2 separate regions of the Homo sapiens genome follow, and region 2 is linked to region 1. A link is an interaction called in ENCODE POLR2A ChIA-PET data of the cell type or tissue named here. Cell type or tissue: endothelial cell of umbilical vein. All regions are shown on one strand. Each heading gives the region's core, and the rest is flanking DNA. Links, peaks and the distances in the headings are about the cores only. Region 1 overlaps GLE1 (GLE1 RNA export mediator). Region 2 overlaps DNM1 (dynamin 1).

Region 1 (14,387 bases), core at 78-2,577:
AAGAAACAGGGCAGGTACAATGGCTCGTGCCTGTAACCCCAATACTTCGGGAGGCTAAGGTGGGAGGATCACTTCAGCCCAGGAGTTCAAGACCAGCCTGGGAAACATAGTGAGATCTCTATTGCTAATTTAAAAACAAAACGAAACAAAAAAAGTTTGGCACCGTGGCTCACACCTGTAATCTCAGCAGTTTGGGAGGCCGAAGTAGGGGGATCACTTCAGCCCAGGAGTTAGAGACCAGCCTGAGCAACATGGCAAAACCCTGTCTCTACAAAAAAATACAAAAATTAGCAGGGCATGGTGGTATGCGCCTGTAGTCCCAGCTACTCAGGAGACTGAGGTGGGAGGATCACTTGAGCCCGGGAGGCAGAGGTTGCATGAGCTGAGACTGTGTTACTGCACTCCAGCCTGGGTGACAAAGGGGAACCCCATCACAAAAAAAAAAAAAAAAAAAAAAAAAGACTCCAGAATAAGCAGGTATAAAAATAAAGAAATAAATAAAAGAAACAAAATAAAATGTTAACAGTGGTTACTTCTAGGTAAAGAGATATGGAGATAACAAGTAATGTTTGGTATTTCCCCCAATAAGCAGATAGCAGGTATTACTTTTTAAGTCAGAAAACAGTTTTGCTTTTAAAGGCTTCCATTTCAAAGACAGCAAAGAGTCACTCTGAAGCCCCCCTCACCTCTGAAGAGGCCCGGATGATCCCTGAGATGAGGCTGCACAGCTGGTTGCCTCGGGTCTGGAAGGCAGCCAGGTCGACCTTAAGCAGGGCTTTGTGCTGCTCAGAGGCATCCAGCTGCTGGCTGAGCTGCAGCATCTCCTCCTGCAGAGCATAGAGGGCCCGCAGGCGGATCTGGCCTTCTTCCTTCCGAAGCCGCTCCTGTTCTGCTTGCTTCACGCGCTGCTGCTCTGCTTCCCGCAGCTTCAGGTTGAGAATCTGTAGAAAAGGGCTGAGTGACTTCTCTCTGAGGGGTTCCTGGGCTTCTTCTTTCTACAGTCCTCAAATTCTACGTGGGCTACATATTTTCACAGATGGGCTCAGAGCAGGAAGAGGACATCCCAAGGTTAGTCATACACAGGCATAATACGGCCCAGATCCTCCATGGTGGCCATCTGCCAAAACCTGGCTCTCCAGGCAGGTTACAGACAGACACCAAAACACCCACACCAATTCTGCCAGGCTCTGACCTTTGCTCTGTGACGGTGCTCAGCTTTTAGCTTCTCTTGGTGTCCCAAGGCTTCTCTGGAGCTGCATGAAAAATGGCAGGGAGGAATAGTCAGGGATACTTCCTGAAATTGTTTTTCTTTCTTTCTTTTCTCTCCCTCTCCCTGCCCTCCCTTCCCTTCCTTCCCTTTTTCTTAGAGATGGGGTCTCGTTATGTTGCCCAGGCTGCAGAGCATAGCTCACCACAGCCTCAAACTCCTGGACTCAAGCAATCCTCCTGCCTCAGCCTCTCTAGTAATTGAGACTACAGCTGTGTTCCACCACGCCCGTAAAATTGTTTTACCTCTCCTAAAAGCCTCCCTCTTTGTGTTCCTTTGGTTGTCTCTCCAAGTTTGGTCTTTTTTCCAGGTTATAAAATTCTCTGCCTATTTTACCTTGATATTTAAGGACTCAGAAGTTGTTCAACTCTTTCCCTTTGGAATTCCTCTTGGGAAAGAGTTCCAGTTGAACACATCAACATTCCCAGTCATAATTCAGGGAGACTCACCTCTTCTCCATTACTTCCCGCAAGTCCTGGAATTCTTTATGCTGCTTCAGTTCCTTCCATTCATCAAACCGCTTCAGTTGTTCAGATGCCATCTCCGAGAGGGCTTGCACCTTCCTCTCCTGCTCCTCCTGCCATAGCCTCAGGCCCTCCTGAAAAGGTTTTTTTTTTTTTTTTTTTTTTTAAGATGGAATCTCTCTCTGTCGCCAGGCTGGAGTGCAGCTCACTGCAACCTCCAACTCCCGGGTTCAAGCGATTCTTGTCTCAGCTCCCCAAGTAGCTGGGACTACAGGTGCCTGCCACCATGCCCAGCTAATTTTTGTATTTTTAGTAGAGACGGTTTCACCATGTTGGCCAGGATGGTCTTGATCTCTTGACCTTGTGATCCGCCTGCCTTGGCCTCCCTAAGTGCTCGGATTACAGGCGTGAGCCACCTCGCCCGGCCGAAAATGTTTAACACCTGCTCTCTGGAGCGCCTTCAACACCTTGATCATTTACCCCTGCGGGCTACCTGCCCATCGGCCCCTAACACCATCAGAGATACTTAAGGGCATGGAATCAGAACCTTTGCAGGAATATCCTTTCTCCTTTTGCTTGATCTTTAAGCTCAGCTGTTTTGGAAAGCTCTTCCAATTGCCCCATATGGTTTATGTCACTCCAGTACAAGTTGGGAACGGACAGGAATTTAGCAACATGACATCAAACAGCCATGCACTATTAAGCTTCCATCCTGTGTAGTCTTATGGGGTTCATTGGTAATTTACGGAAATCCTCATTCTAATTCCATAAACAAGCTATACACATTCCTATCTCACTGATTTTGTTAATCTCTGCCTCGAAGATTTTCTCCTGGACCTCCACTAAGGAAAGTCCTTTTCCTTAGTACCTAAGGGTATCAGATATTGAATTTATCATTTCATGAGAGTACTCACATATGGTTAAAGGCAATTTGACATTTTAACTATCAAAATTTGAAGTGTCTATATCCTTTGACACTTGTTCCATTTCAGGAATTTATCCTGAGGAAATGCTTGTATGTGTGTGCAAAGATATATGTACAAGAATGCTCACTGGAGCCCTGTTGATAACAGCAATACATTTAAAACCACTTAACTGGGGAATGACGACACGTATTATAGTACAGTCATACTGCAGAATACTATGCAGCCCTTAAAGATGACGAGATGCCAGCTAGCATGGAGATATGTCAAAATCTACTGTTAAGACATTATGTTATTTTATTTTAAAACATAATTATATTTTATTTTGTTTATTTGTTTATTTTTGAGACAGGGTCTCACCCTGTCATGTAGGCTAGAGTGCAGTGGCACACTTATAGCTCACGGCAGCCTTGAACTCCTGAGCTCAAGGGATCATCCCAACTCAGCCACCTGAGTAGCTGGGACTAAAGGTGTCCACTATCACACGGGGCTAATTTTTAAATTTTTTATAGAGTCAGGGTCTCACTATATTGCCCAGGATGGTCTAGAGCTCCCGATCTCAAGCTATCCTCCCACTTTGGCCTCCCAAACTGCTGGGATTATAGGCATAAGCCAACTGTACCCAGTCTTAAAACTTATTTTAAAGCTTCCAGCGAAAGAAGGCAAACTAAACAAGCATATATGTCCTCTCCTCTGGGACTCTGTTAAAGTGAGAATTGGAAAGAAAAAAAAGACATAACACCACATAGAGCATGAGAGATGTCACCAGCAGGGAAAAATCTTCTACATACTTCTGGAAAACAGTCAGTGGAGAAATAGCCAGGTGCACTGGCTGAGATCTGTAATCCCAGCACTTGAGGAGGCCAAAGTGGGAGGATCACTTGAGCCCAGGAGTTCGAGACCAGCCTGGGCAACAGAGAGACCCCCGTCTCTACCAAAAATTTAAAAATTATCTGGCTGTGGTGGTGCACACCTGCAGTCCCAGTTATTTAGAAAGCAGAAAGAGCTGAGGTAGGAGGAATGCCTGAACCCAGGAGGTCAAGGCTGCAAGGAGCGGTGATTGCACCACTGTATTCCAGCCTGAGCAACGGAGCGAGACCCTGTCTTTAAAAAAAAAAAAATAGTGGAGAAGCAATAAATGATAGAGCAGAGCTGAGAAAACCCAAGGATACACACACACACACACGATGTGTGTGAGAAGCAGACGATGCCTCACGGGAGCAGAAAGCCAATCTACCAGCCGAACTGCAGAGTCTCAAGACTGGGAAATGCCACGACTCATATAGGTGGGCCTCATCAGGCTGAAAACGGAGCTACCGGCTAAATGTTTGTAGACAAAACAGTCAACTCTTGCTGTCTTCCCCTAGTCATTAGATCAAAACAGCCAAGAGCCAAGCATTTGTGCTATAATGATTTTATTGTATTTTTTATATATATATACATATATATACATATATACATATATATACATATATACACACATACATATATACACATATACATATATACATATATACACACATACATATATACACATATACACATATACACACATATACATATATACACATATATACATATATACACATATATATACACACATATATACATATATATATATATTTTTTGGAGACACAGTCTCACACTGTCACCCAGGCTGGAGTGCACTGGCACCATCTCGGCTCACTGCAACCTCCGCCTCCCAGGTTCAAGCGATTCTCCTGCCTCAGCCTCCCAAGTAGCTGGGTTTACAGGCATGTGCCACCACGCCCAGCTAATTTTTGTATTTTTAGTAGAGACGGGGTTTCACAGTGTTGGCCAGGATGGTCTCGATCTCTTGACCTTGTGATCCTCCCGCCTCAGCCTCCCAAAGTGCTGGGATTACAGGTGTAAGCCACGGGTGCCCTATTGGGGAACCTGCCCCAATAGTCATGTAGGTTCTTTTCTATTTTCCCTAAGCATTGGCCAGCTTGAAAAATAAAGGGACAGAGTACAAAAGAGAGAAATTTTAAAGCTGGGCATCCGGGGGAGACATCACATGTCGGTAGGTTCTGTGATGCCCCACAAGCCGTAAAACCAGCAAGTTTTTATTAGGGAGTTTCAAAAGGGGAGGGAGTATACGAATAGGGTGTGAGTCACACACATCAAGTACTTCACAAGGTAACAGAATATCACAAGGCAAATGGAGGCAGGGCGAGATCGCGAGATCACAGGACCACAGGACCACAGGACCAGGGTGAAATTAAAATTGCTAATGAAGTTTCAGGCACCACTGTCATTGATAACATCTTATCAGGAGACAGGGTTTTGAGAGCAACCGGTCTGACCAAAATTTATTAGGCAGGAATTTCTTCTTCCTAATAAGCCTGGGAGCGCTATGGGAGACTGGGGTCTATGTCACCCCTACAGTCTACAGACCATAAAAGACGGCCACATGCAGGGGGCCATCTATAGACCTACCCCCAGGCGCGTATTCTCCTTCCCAGGGATGTTCCTTGCTGAGAAAAAGAATTCAGCGATATTTCTCCCATTTGCTTTTGAAAGAAGAGAAATATGGCTTTGTTCTGCCCAGCTCACCGGCGGTCAGAGTTTAAGGTTATCTCTCTTGTTTCCTAAACATTGCTGTTATCCTGTTCTTTTTTCAAGGTGCCCAGATTTCATATTGTTCAAACACACATGCTCTACAATTTGTGCAGTTAATGCAATTATCACAGGGTCCTGAGGCGACATACATCCTCTTCAGCTGACAGGATTAAGAGATTAAAGTAAAGACAGGCATAGGAAATCACAAGGGTATTGATTAGGGAAGTGATAAGTGTCCATGAAATCTTTACAATTTATGTTTAGAGATTGCAGTAAAGACAGGCATAAGAAATTATAAAAGTATTAATTTGGGGAACTAATAAATGTCCATGAAATCTTCACAATCCATGTTCTTCTGCCATGGCTTCAGCCAGTCCCTCCATTTGGGGTCCCTGACTTCCCGCAACAGTGCCCAGCTTTTTTTTTTTTTTTTGGAGTCTCGCTCTGTCGCCCAGGCTGGAGTGTAGTGGTGCAATCTTGGCTCACTGCAAACTCCGCCTCCTGGGTTCAAGCGATTCTCCTCCCTCAGCCTCCCAAGTAGCTGGGACTACAGGTGCCTGCCACCATGCCTGGCTAATTTTTGTATTTTTAGTAGAGACGGGGTTTCACTATGTTGGCCAGGCTGGTCTCGAACTCCCGACCTCGTGATCCATCCACCACGGCCTCCCAAAGTGCTGGGATTACCAGTGCAAGCCACCATGTCCAGCTATTTTATTTTTATTTTTTATTTTTTAGAGACGGATTCTCAACTCTGTCACCCAGGCTGGAGTACAGTGGTGCGATTTTGGCTCACTGCAACCTCCACCTCCCAGGTTCGAGTGATTGTCCAGCCTCAGCCTCCTGAGTAGCTGGGATTACAGGCGTGCACCACTATGCCTGCCTAATTTTTGTATTTTTAGTAGAGACAGGGTTTTACTGTGTTGGCCAGGCTGGTGTCAAACTCCTGACCTCAAGTGATCTGCCTGCCTCGGCCTCCGAAAGTGCTGGGATTACAGGTGTGAGCCAACAGGCCCGGCCCTGTGCTGTAATGATTTTAAAACAGATCTGCAAATTGTCTGACAATCCTTCCATACCCTCTACTTCAACCTGAGTGGACTTTATGACTACCGTGACTAACAGAATACGGAAAAAAAAAAAAATAGGCCAGGCACGTGAGTTTTTTTTAAGAAAATGAATAAACTGTCCAGAAACAGCTAATCAGTATGGGAACTAGTATTCCAAAACAATATGCTGGCACTTAGGAAGTCCTAAAGCTTAATAACCTTGTTTCTGATTATTCCCCTTGAATCTCTGATCTGATTACTAGCAATAAGGATCTTTAGATAACTGAGGAATCTCTATATCCTAAAAGGGATCAAGATGAACAAATAAAAAATAATGAATCCAGAAGGACATGTATATCAAGGAACACAAGTGAATCTGAAAAAGAGCTCTGAATATGATAAGAAATGAGAATAAGATGCTCTGAAAAAGGAAGAAGTGGAGAATACAAAAAAACTCATGAAAATTAGACATAATAAATACATATATATTTTTTCAATCAACAGGTGGAGAATAAAATATAGAAATCTTCTAGAAAACAAAACAATAAGACAAAAGGAAAATGAAAGAAAGAATAGGACATATAGAGGATTAACTTAGGCAATGGAGAGGTGAACTAATCAAGGGGAAAAATTTCCAAAGATGCAGGAAATAAATCTTTGAATTAAAACAACTCTGATATGCAGAATTAGTCGTTTCTCACCATCTCCATTGCTACCACCCTACTCTAAGCAACCACCATCTTTCACCCAGATTACAACAATGTTCCAAATATTTTACTTATTTCTCTTGTTTACTTCTGTCTCTTCCCACCACAATATAAGCTCTATGTCTATAATGTTTACTGTTTTATCTAGACCTGGAACAGCATCTAGCACATAGGTGCTCAGCAAATATTTATTGACTCAATGACCAATGAGGCAAGATGTTAGAAGACTTTCATTTTCTTTTTCTTTTTTTTTTTTGAGATAAAGTATTGCCCTGCTGCCCAGGCTAGAGTGCAGTGGCACAATCTTGGCTCACTGCCACCTCTGCCTCCCGGGTTCAAGTGATTCTCCTGCCTCAGCCTCCCCAGTAACTAGTATTATAGGCATGTGCCACCATGCCCGGCTAATTTTTGTATTTTTAGTAGAGATGGGGTTTCGCCATGTTGGCCAGGCCAGTCTGGAACTCCTTATCTCAGGTGATCCACCTGCCTCACCCTCCCAAAGTGCTGGGATTACGGGCATGAGCCTCCGTGCCTGGCCAAGACTTTCATTTTCTAAATTCCTGTACTCTGAAACATTTTTACAAGATCATGCATTGCTTTCCTAATTAAAAAAAAATACATGCTGGGCGCAGTGGCTTATGCCTGTAATCCCAGCACTTTGGGAGGCTGAGGTGGGTGGATCACCTGAGGTCAGGAGTTTGAGACCAGCCTGGCCAACACGGTGAAACCCCGTCTCTACTAAAAAATACAAAAATTAGCCAGGCGTGGTGGCAGGCGCCTGTAATCTCAGCTACTTGGGAGGCTCAGGCAGGAGAATTGCTGGAACCCAGGAGGCGGAGGTTGCAGTGAGCCAAGATTGCACCACTGCACTCCAGCCCGGGCTGACAACAGCAAGACTCTGTCTCAAAAAAACAAAAACAAAAAACAGGCCGGGCACGGTGGCTCATGCCTGTAATCCCAGCACTCTGGGAGGCCGAGGCGGGCAGATCACGAGGTCAGAAGATCAAGACCGTCCTGGCTAACACGGCAAAACCCTGTCTCCACTAAAAATACAAAAAATTAGCTGGGCGTGGTGACAGGCACCTGTAGTCCCAGCTACTTGGGAGGCTGAGGCAAGAGAATAGCATGAACCTGGGAGGCGGAGCTTGCGGTGAGCCGAGATGGTGCCACTGTACTACAGCCTGGGCAACAGAGCAAGACTCCATCTCAAAAACAAAAACAAAAACAAAATACAATCAAATAAATTAATTAAAATAGTGCTGCTATTTTTTCAAGAGGCTAAGGTCCTGACTGGGCATCGTGGCTCATGCCTGTAATCCCAGCACCTTGGGAGGCTGAGGCAGGTGAATCACCTGAGGTCAGGAGTTCGAGACCAGCCTGACCAACATAGTGAAACCCCGTCTCTAGTAAATAGAAAATAAAGTAGCTGGGTGTGGTGGCGCGAGCCTGTAATCCTAGTTACTTGGGAGGCTGAGGCAGGAGAATCACTTGAACCTGGGAGGTGGAGGTTGCAGTGAGCCAAGATTACACCACTGTAGTCCAGTCCAGCCTGGGCAACAAGAGCAAAAACTCCACCTCAAAAAAAAAAAAAAAGAGGCTAAGGTCCCATTTTCTCAGAATAAGCTTATCTAACAATCCCAGACCATTTCCAAATTTTGGAGAAGTAAATGGAAGCCAGAAAAGGCTAAGTAATTTTCCCAAAGTCACATGTAAAATGTAACAGCCAGGATCTGAAACCAGACTTGACTTCAGAGCACTCACTCCTGACCTCTATTACACTACCCCCAAAACTAAACAGTAGGTGGGAAGGATGAGTAGCATACAGTGCCCATTCCTACGCCCTGGGGAACTGCAGTTAAATGTGGCTCGCAGGATCAAGGCTGCCTTCCTTCATGGGTTCACTTACTGTTCCTTTCATTCTGTGTACCAGTTCGTACATTCGGACGCAGCCTTCCACTTTGATCCCCCGTGAGGACTGAAGTACCATAGATTCTGTGTGCTGGGACTCATCTTTGCCCTATATGAGCAGAAAATGGAAAAATAATTAAAAAATAAGTTTTTAATATGGTAAAGTTGGTGTTATCTCTTCTAGACAAAGACCACATCCCAACTTATGAACAACCACCAATAACAAGAGCAAAAAAAAAATTTAGGTCAGAACTAGTGTGCTTTTCATGAATGACATTGACTTTGTTCTAATTGTTTTCTTTAATAAATTGATGTTTGTTACTTTGGGTGATTTTTTGGGTTTTTCTATGTTTTTTTTGACTTGTTTGTTTTACTCTGCCTAGAAAATGTTTCCCCTTTCTTCAGATCAGTGTCCATTTATCCTGGGATGCTTTGGATGGAGTATCCCCAACCTACATCCCTAAGCTTCCATCCTCCTGGCTTCAGGAGAAAGCTGGCTATCAAAGTACTCTATCCTCAGGCCGGGTGTGGTGGCTCACGCCTGTAATCCCAGTACTTTGGGAGGCAGAGGTGGGCGGATCACAAAGTCAGGAGTTCGAGACCATCCTGACCAACATGGTGAAACCCCGTCCCTACTAAAAACACAAAAATTAGCCAGGCGTGGTGGCACGCACCTATAATCCCAGCTACTGAGGAGGCAGGCTAAGGCAGGAGAATCCCTTGAACCCAGGAGGCGGAGGCTGTAGTGAGCTGAGATCGCGCCACTGCACTCCAGCCTGGGCGACAGAGCAAGACTCCATCTCAAAAAAAAGGCCAGGCACCTTTTTCCCCAGCACTTTGGGAGGCTGTGGTGGGCGGATTACAAGGTCAGGAGTTTGAGACTATCCTGACCAACATGGTGAAACCCTGTCTCTACTAAACATACACAAGACATACCCTGTCTCTACTAAACCCTGTCTCTACTAAACATACACAAGACATACTCTGTCTCTACCAAACATACACAAGTTAGCCGGGCATGGTGGCACGTGCCTAGGCATGGTGGCGGGCGCCTGTAGTCCCAGCTACTCGGGAGGCTGAGGCGGGAGAATGGCGTGAACCTGGGAGGTGGAGCTTGCAGTGCGCAGAGATCGTACGACTGCACTCTAGCCTGGGATACAGAGACTCCGTCTCAAAAAAAAAAAAAAAAAAAGTCTGCTATCCTCCTACACCCAGTATGGACTTGAGGAATGAAAAATATGACCTGAAGGCCAGAGTTCATCTTTGAACTTTTCTAAGTTTTTTTTTTTTTTTTTTTTTGAAACAAGATCTCACTCTGTTTCCCAGGCTGGAGTATAGTGGCGTGATCACGGATCATTACAGCCTGGACCTTCCAGCTTCAATTGATCCTCCTGCCTCAGTCTCACAAGTAGCTGGGACCACTGGCGCACGCCACCACACCTGGCTAATTTTTGTATTTTTTTGTAGAGACAGGGTTTTGTCATGTTGCCCAGGCTGGTCCCAAACTCCTAGTCTCAGGCAAGCCTCCTACCTCAGGCTCCCAAAGTGCTACAATTACAGGCATGAGCCACTATGCCTGGCCTATTTTTTTTCTTTTTCTTTTTCTTTTTTTTTTTTTTTGAGATGGAGTCTCACTCTGTTGCCCAGGCTGGAGTGCAGTAGCGCAATCTCGGCTCACTGCAAGCTCTGCCTCCCGGGTTCATGCCATTCTCCTGCCTCAGCCTCCCAAGTAGCTGGGACTACAGGAACCCTCCACCACGCCAGGATAATTTTTTTTGTATTTTTAGTAGAGATGGTGTTTCACCATGTTAGCCAGGATGGTCTTGATCTCTTGACCTCGTGATCCACCCGCCTTGGCCTTCCAAAGTGCTGGGATTACAGGCGTGAGCCACCGCACCCCGCCTTTTTTCTTTTCTTTTTTTTTTTTTTGAGACAGGGTCTTACTCTATCACCCGTGCTGGCATACAGTCGTGCTATCTAGGCTCACTGCAGCCATGACCTTCCAGGATCAAGGATCCTCCTACCTCAGCCTTCTGAGTAGCTGGGACCGTAGGCATGAGCCATCATGTTCAGGTAATTTTTTTGTAAATATGGAGTTTCCCCATGTTGCGCAGGCTAGTCTCGAATGCCTGAGCTCAAATGTTCCACCTGCCTTGGCCTCCCAAAGTCCTGGGATTCCACACCCAGCTTTTTTATTTTCATTAACACACCTGACATGGATATCTTTGAACTTTTCTGATGAAGCTATCTGGGAATGCTAACCTAAGAAGATGCTGAGTCCAGGGCTACCAGTAGCCATCTTGCCACCTAATCTATCTCAACAATGAAACCAATAACTGAGAAATGGAGAGGCAAAGCCCCATGTTTGGGACACTAGATTGAGTCAAAAATAATCAATCCTATGTGGGGGAGATGTTTGAAAAATAATAATAAATAATGTCAAGCAGAAAGATGCAGAATGTAGATGTTCCTAGATCTAGGTGATTCCAAATGCACTCCTAGACTTCCTAGTTACATGAACTAATTAATACTTCCCTCAGTCCCTTAAGCCAAACTGGGTTTTTCTTACGTAAATACCAAAAATTCCTAAATAATGTGACAATCCATTACATAAAACCATTTAATAATTTATTAGGCCAGGCGCAGTGGCTCCAAAAATTACGGAATTTTATACGTGAAAATAACCTCGGGCTGGGCACGGTGGCTCATGCCTGTAATCCCAGCATGTTGGGAGGCCAAGGCGGGTGGATCACCTGAGGTCACCTAGCCTGACCAACATGGTGAAACCCCGTCTCTACGAAAAATACAAAATTAGCCAGGCATGGTGGCGCGTGCCTGTAATCCCAGCTACTCAAGAGGCTGAGGCAGGAGAATCACTTGAACCTGGGGTTGCAGTGAGTCGAGATCACGCCATTGCACTCCAGCCTGGGCGACAAAAGCGAAACTCCATATTAAAAAAAAAAAAGACCTCAGCAATTTGGTCCAGAATGAGATTTACAGATAAAGACACTGAAGTCCACTGAGGAAAAGAGGCCCACCTGAGGGCACGCCACAATATTGGCAGGATCAGATCAGAATCTGTTGCCAAGAAGCTGCTCATAAAAATACTTTTTAAAAATTTTAATTTTTAAATAATTAATGTTCACAGAAGGTTGCAAAAATACATACAGGAAGGTCGCATGTACTTTTCACCCAGTCTCCCCCAATAGTAATGTCTTTCATAAATACAATAAAATAACAAAACCAGTAAATTGATATTGGTACAATCCACAGAGCTTATTCAGATTTCACCAGTTTTAAAGGCATTCATTTGTGCTTATGTATAGTTCTATGTAATTTTATCACATGTAGATTCATGTAAACACCACCACACTCAAGATACAAAGCTGTTCTATCACCACCAACCACCCCATGTCACACCTATATTTATAGCCTCACCACTTCCTCCCCCATCCCTCATCTCTAAGCTATTCTCCTTCTCTACAGTTCTGCTAATTCAGGAATGTTAAATAAATAAATCTTCACCCAGGCCGGGCCTGGTGGCTCACGCCTGTAATCCCAGAACTTTGGGAGGCCAAGTTGGGCAGATCACCTGAGAACAGGAGTTCGAGACCAGCCTGGCCAACATGGTGAAACCCCGTCTACTAAAAGTACAAAAATTAGCCAGGCATGGTGGCAGGCGCCTATAATCCCAGCTACTCGGGAGGCTGAGGCAGGAGAATCACTTGAACCTGGGAGGCGGAGGTTGCATTAAGCCGAGATTGCACCATTGCACTCCAGCCTGGGGGACAAGAATGAGACTTCGTCTCAAAAATAAATAAAGAAATAAATCTTCACCCAGCCCTAGATTCTGGTTATGTTTTAGTTCTAAAAGGCTTACAGTTTTTTTTTTATGTTTAAGTCCATGATCACGTTAATTTTTTTTTTTTTTTGAGATGGAGTCTTGCTCTGTCGCCCAGGCTGGTGTGCAGTGGCGCAATCTCAGCTCACTGCAAGCTCTGCCTCCCGCGTTCACATCATTCTCCTGCCTCAGCCTCCTGAGTAGCTGGGACTACAGGTGCCCGCCAACTCGCCTAATTTTTTTTTTTATTTTTAGTAGAGAAGGGGTTTGACCGTGTTAGCCAGAATGGTCTTGATCTCCTGACCTAGTGATCCACCCGCCTTGGCCTCCCAAAGTGCTGGGATTACAGGCGTGAGCCACTGCACCCGGCCAAGTTAATTTTTATATAAGGTATGACATTTAGGTGGAGGTTCCTTTTTTTCCTTAAGACGTTCAGTTGCTAAAAATATATATTTTAAAGTACCTAGACCTTTTCTGGCAACAACAACAACAACAAAATCAACATAAATATATATATTTATGTATATTTATAATATATATATTATTTATTTTGTTGTTATTATTTACTCAGTCTCTATATATACATATATTTTGAGACTGAGTCTTGCTCCGTTACCCAGGCTAGAGTACAATGGCATGATCTCAGCTCACTGCAACCTCCGTCTCCCGGGTTCAAGCAATTCTAGTGCCTCAGCCTCCCAAGTAGATGGGATTACAGGCGTGCGCCACGACGCCCAGCTAATTTTGTATTTTTAGTAGAGACAGGGTTTCACTGTGGTCAAGCTGCTCTCGAACTACTGATCTCAAGTGATCCACCTGCCTCAGCCTCCCAAAGTGCTGGGATTACACGTGTGAGCCACCACACGTGGCCACAAAGAATATTTTTTAAAGACTAATATTTTAAAAGATGAACTACTAGATAGAAAAAAAATACTTTCTATGTAAAAAAGAAAAAAAAAAAAAAAACTGGCCAGGCACAGTGGCTCACGACTATAATCCCAGCACTTTGGGAGGCCGAGGTGGGTAGATCATCTGAGGTCAGTAGTTTGAGACCAGACTGGACAACATGGCAAAATCCTGTCTCTACTAAGAATACAAAAATTAGCCAGGCATGGTGGCGCACACCTGTAATCTCAGCTACTTGGGAGGCTGAGGCAGAAGAACCGCGTGAACCCAGGAGGCAAAGGTTGCAGTAAGCCGAGACCATGCCACTGTACTCCAGCCTGGGTGACAGAGCTAGACTCCATCTTAAAAAAAAAAAAAAAAAAAAGCCTGGGTGTGGTGGTTCACACCTGTAATCCCAGCACTTTGGGAGGCCGAGGTGGGCAGATCATAAGGTCAGGAGTTTGAGAACAGCCAGGCCAATATGGTGAAACACCATCTCCACTAAAAATACAAACATAAGCCGGGCGTGATAGTGGGTGCCTGTAATCCCAGCCGCTCAGGAGGCTGAGGTGGGAGAATCGCTTGAAGCCGGGAGGCGGAAGTTGCAGTGAGCTGAAATTGCGTCACTGCACTCCAGCCTGGGGGACAGAGCAAGACTCCGTCTCAAAAAAAAAAAAGAAAAAGAAAATAGCCAAGTATGGTGGTGTCCACACGCAGTCCCAGCTATTCGGGAGGCTGAGACAGGAGGGTGGATTGAGCCTGGGAG
Region 2 (2,500 bases), core at 1-2,500, 310 kb after region 1:
CTCCCCACCCTGGCTAGTGGCCTCCTTTCCCTGACCTAAGAAGAGAGGCACATGAGACAGAGTGATTAAAGAATAACACAGTCATGACTAGATACGTTGTTAATATTAACCATGGTTGGAGCCGCCCTCTGCCAGGAGCTCTGAGCCCAAGGCAACGGGCTTCTTTCTTCCTCTACAGCTTCCCATCTGGGAGAAAACAAAGCCCCACCCCACACAGGGAGGGCCAGGTCATGGCAGGAGAGGGTCATCAGAGAAGGCATCCCAGAGGAGGTGTTGGCTGATGTGACACTTGGAGGAAAGACCCAGTGAAAGAGGAAGACAACGGCAGGGTGAAGAGCTTTCCAGGGGCCAGCCACCTGGAATCCTGTAATCCCAATACTTTGGGAGGCTGAGGTGGGAGGATCGCTTGGGGCCAGGAGTTCAAGCCCCAGCTTGAGGCCAGGAGTTTGAGACCTGGCTTGAGGCCAGAAGTTTGAGACCAGCCTGGGTAACATAACAAGACCCTGTCTGTACAGAAAAAAAAAAAAAAAAAAAAAAAAAAGAGGCTTCCAGGCGAGAGAACAGCATATGCAATAGCACCCCAGGAGAGTGAGAGAGAGGGCACGGCCCTATTTTTCCCACGCACTGTAATATATTCAGGTAGACCAGGAGGGAGCGGCTGAAAGGAAGCAGGACTGGGTAATCAGCCCTCAGGGGCCCAACTCAGGTGTGGGGTTCCGTTTTGAGGGCAGGGAATCCAAAGAGGGCTTCAAGCTAGGAAGATAGATTGGGAGGCTGGAGAGAGTTTCATGCTGTCGGGCGGGGAATGGATTAGGGGGCAAGGGAGGAAACTACCTCTGCTGCTAAGACAAAGGGGCTGGAGTCTGAGGTAGACAGGAGTGAACTGGGCAGAATCCACAGGGCATGGGGACCAAGTCAGATGGGGAGGATGGGGGAGCCGGCAGGCAGTTGATCTTGGGGCCTCTGGCCAGGGCACTGGGAAGATGCCATTCAGGAGAATATTTTGAACACCTTCCAAGCTCAATATTACTTTTTTTTTTTCTGTTGCTTATAGTAATTCTAAGTTGCCAGGGCTGACTTCTCCAAATGATTCTTGTTTCTTAGCCAGATTTCATTCCAGGGAATGGGTAAGAGTGCCAGAGAGTCGCCCAGGAAGAGGAGAGGAGGAGACACTGAGGTGTGTAGGTGTGTGCACACATGGGTGGGACTGGGGTGGGGAATAGGGTAGACAGAAACATGGAAAAGTGTGGACTGGAGGCAGGAGACCCATGCCTGTTCCTGGCCTGCCTCTGATTCAATTGCTGTGTGACATTAGGCAGGTTCCCTACGCTCTCTGTGTCATTTTTGCCATCTAAAAACCTGGTGGCTCACACCTGTATTCCCAGCACTTTGCAAGGCCAAGGCGGGCAGATCACCTGAGGTCAGGAATTCGAGACCAGCCTGGCCAATATGGTGAAACCCCATCTCTACTAAAAATACAAAAATTAGCCAGGCATGATGGCGGGTGCCTGTTAGTCTCAGCTACTTGGGAGGCTGAGGTAGGAGAATTGCTTGAACCTGGGAGGCGGAGGTTGCAGTGAGCTGAGATTGTGCCACTGCACTCCAACCTGGGTGACCGAGCAAGACCCTGTTTCTAATAATAATAATAATAATAATAATAATAATGCCAAATAAATACAAATAAAATAAAAACCTGGTTGGAAGGCCAAAGTGGGAGGATCACTTGAGTCCAGGAGTTTGAGGCCACCCTGGGCAACATGGTGAGACCCCATCTCCACAAAAAATAAAATAAAAAACTTAGCTGGGTGTGGTGACACATGCCTGTCATCCCAGCTTCTCGGAAGGCTGAGGTGGGAGGATGGATGGCTTGAGCCCGGGAGGTCAAGGCTGCAGTGAGCCAAGATCGCCCCACTGCACTCCAGCCTGGGTGACAGAGTGAGATCCTGTCTTACAAAACAAAACAAAACAAAACAGACAAAACAAAACAAAACAAAAACTTGGAATGATAGAAGACATCAGTACTGCCCTTAGGCCTGGGGAATGGAGCCCTTAGTCTGAGACTTACACTTAGGGGTCCCTCTCTGGACCTCCTCTGGCTTCACCCTCCCCATGGGGCAAAGAGTTCCCCAGGGGCCAGGGGAGGTGCCCAGCTGAAGCCTGTGCTCCCCTCGTAGGCTACGCTCAGATGCCCCAGAATTCCCTCTCAAGCAGTTCCAAGCCCACCGCCCAGGCCCAAGTGGGGACCAGCCCAGGCCCAAGGTGGGTCCTTTCTGGAGCTGGGATATGAGGGCTGGGGTGTTCACAAGTGAACCCTGGAGGGATAAAGAGGGAAATGACGGGGCAGCCTGCGGAGAGGGGACACCTGTCCCCACGCCTCCACATCCACCACGGAACTCCAAGGAGTCTGAAATTCTGAATTCAAACCCAGCTGGTCAGGTTGTGATGAAGGTGTGTTTGTTATGGTGGGAGGGCAGAATGTATTGCATTTAGCAATTCCTCA

What was found. Peaks named below come from ENCODE experiments on the same cell type or tissue, not always from the same donor. Only the 100,000 strongest peaks of a DNase experiment are listed, where the experiment ranks them.
Region 2: POLR2A ChIA-PET joins it to region 1 with 7 read pairs; 2 of 35 experiments call an interaction of 5 or more read pairs at or near these places.

The regions. Positions count from the first base shown.
Region 1 is chr9:128,510,146-128,524,532 of GRCh38, reverse strand. GLE1 (GLE1 RNA export mediator) reads right to left here. Exons shown (of 16, transcript NM_001003722.2): 3 at 8,894-9,004; 4 at 1,717-1,865; 5 at 1,193-1,253; 6 at 687-941. Among named protein-coding and RNA genes, the nearest start is that of GLE1, 13 kb to the right of the region's middle. In endothelial cell of umbilical vein, for the core only: no CTCF peak of the experiment used is centred there; no DNase peak of the experiment used is centred there; H3K27ac peaks cover 436 bases.
Region 2 is chr9:128,209,514-128,212,013 of GRCh38, reverse strand. All of the region lies in intron 1 of DNM1 (dynamin 1), which reads right to left. Among named protein-coding and RNA genes, the nearest start is that of DNM1, 7.4 kb to the right of the region's middle. In endothelial cell of umbilical vein, for the core only: no CTCF peak of the experiment used is centred there; no DNase peak of the experiment used is centred there; H3K27me3 peaks cover 470 bases.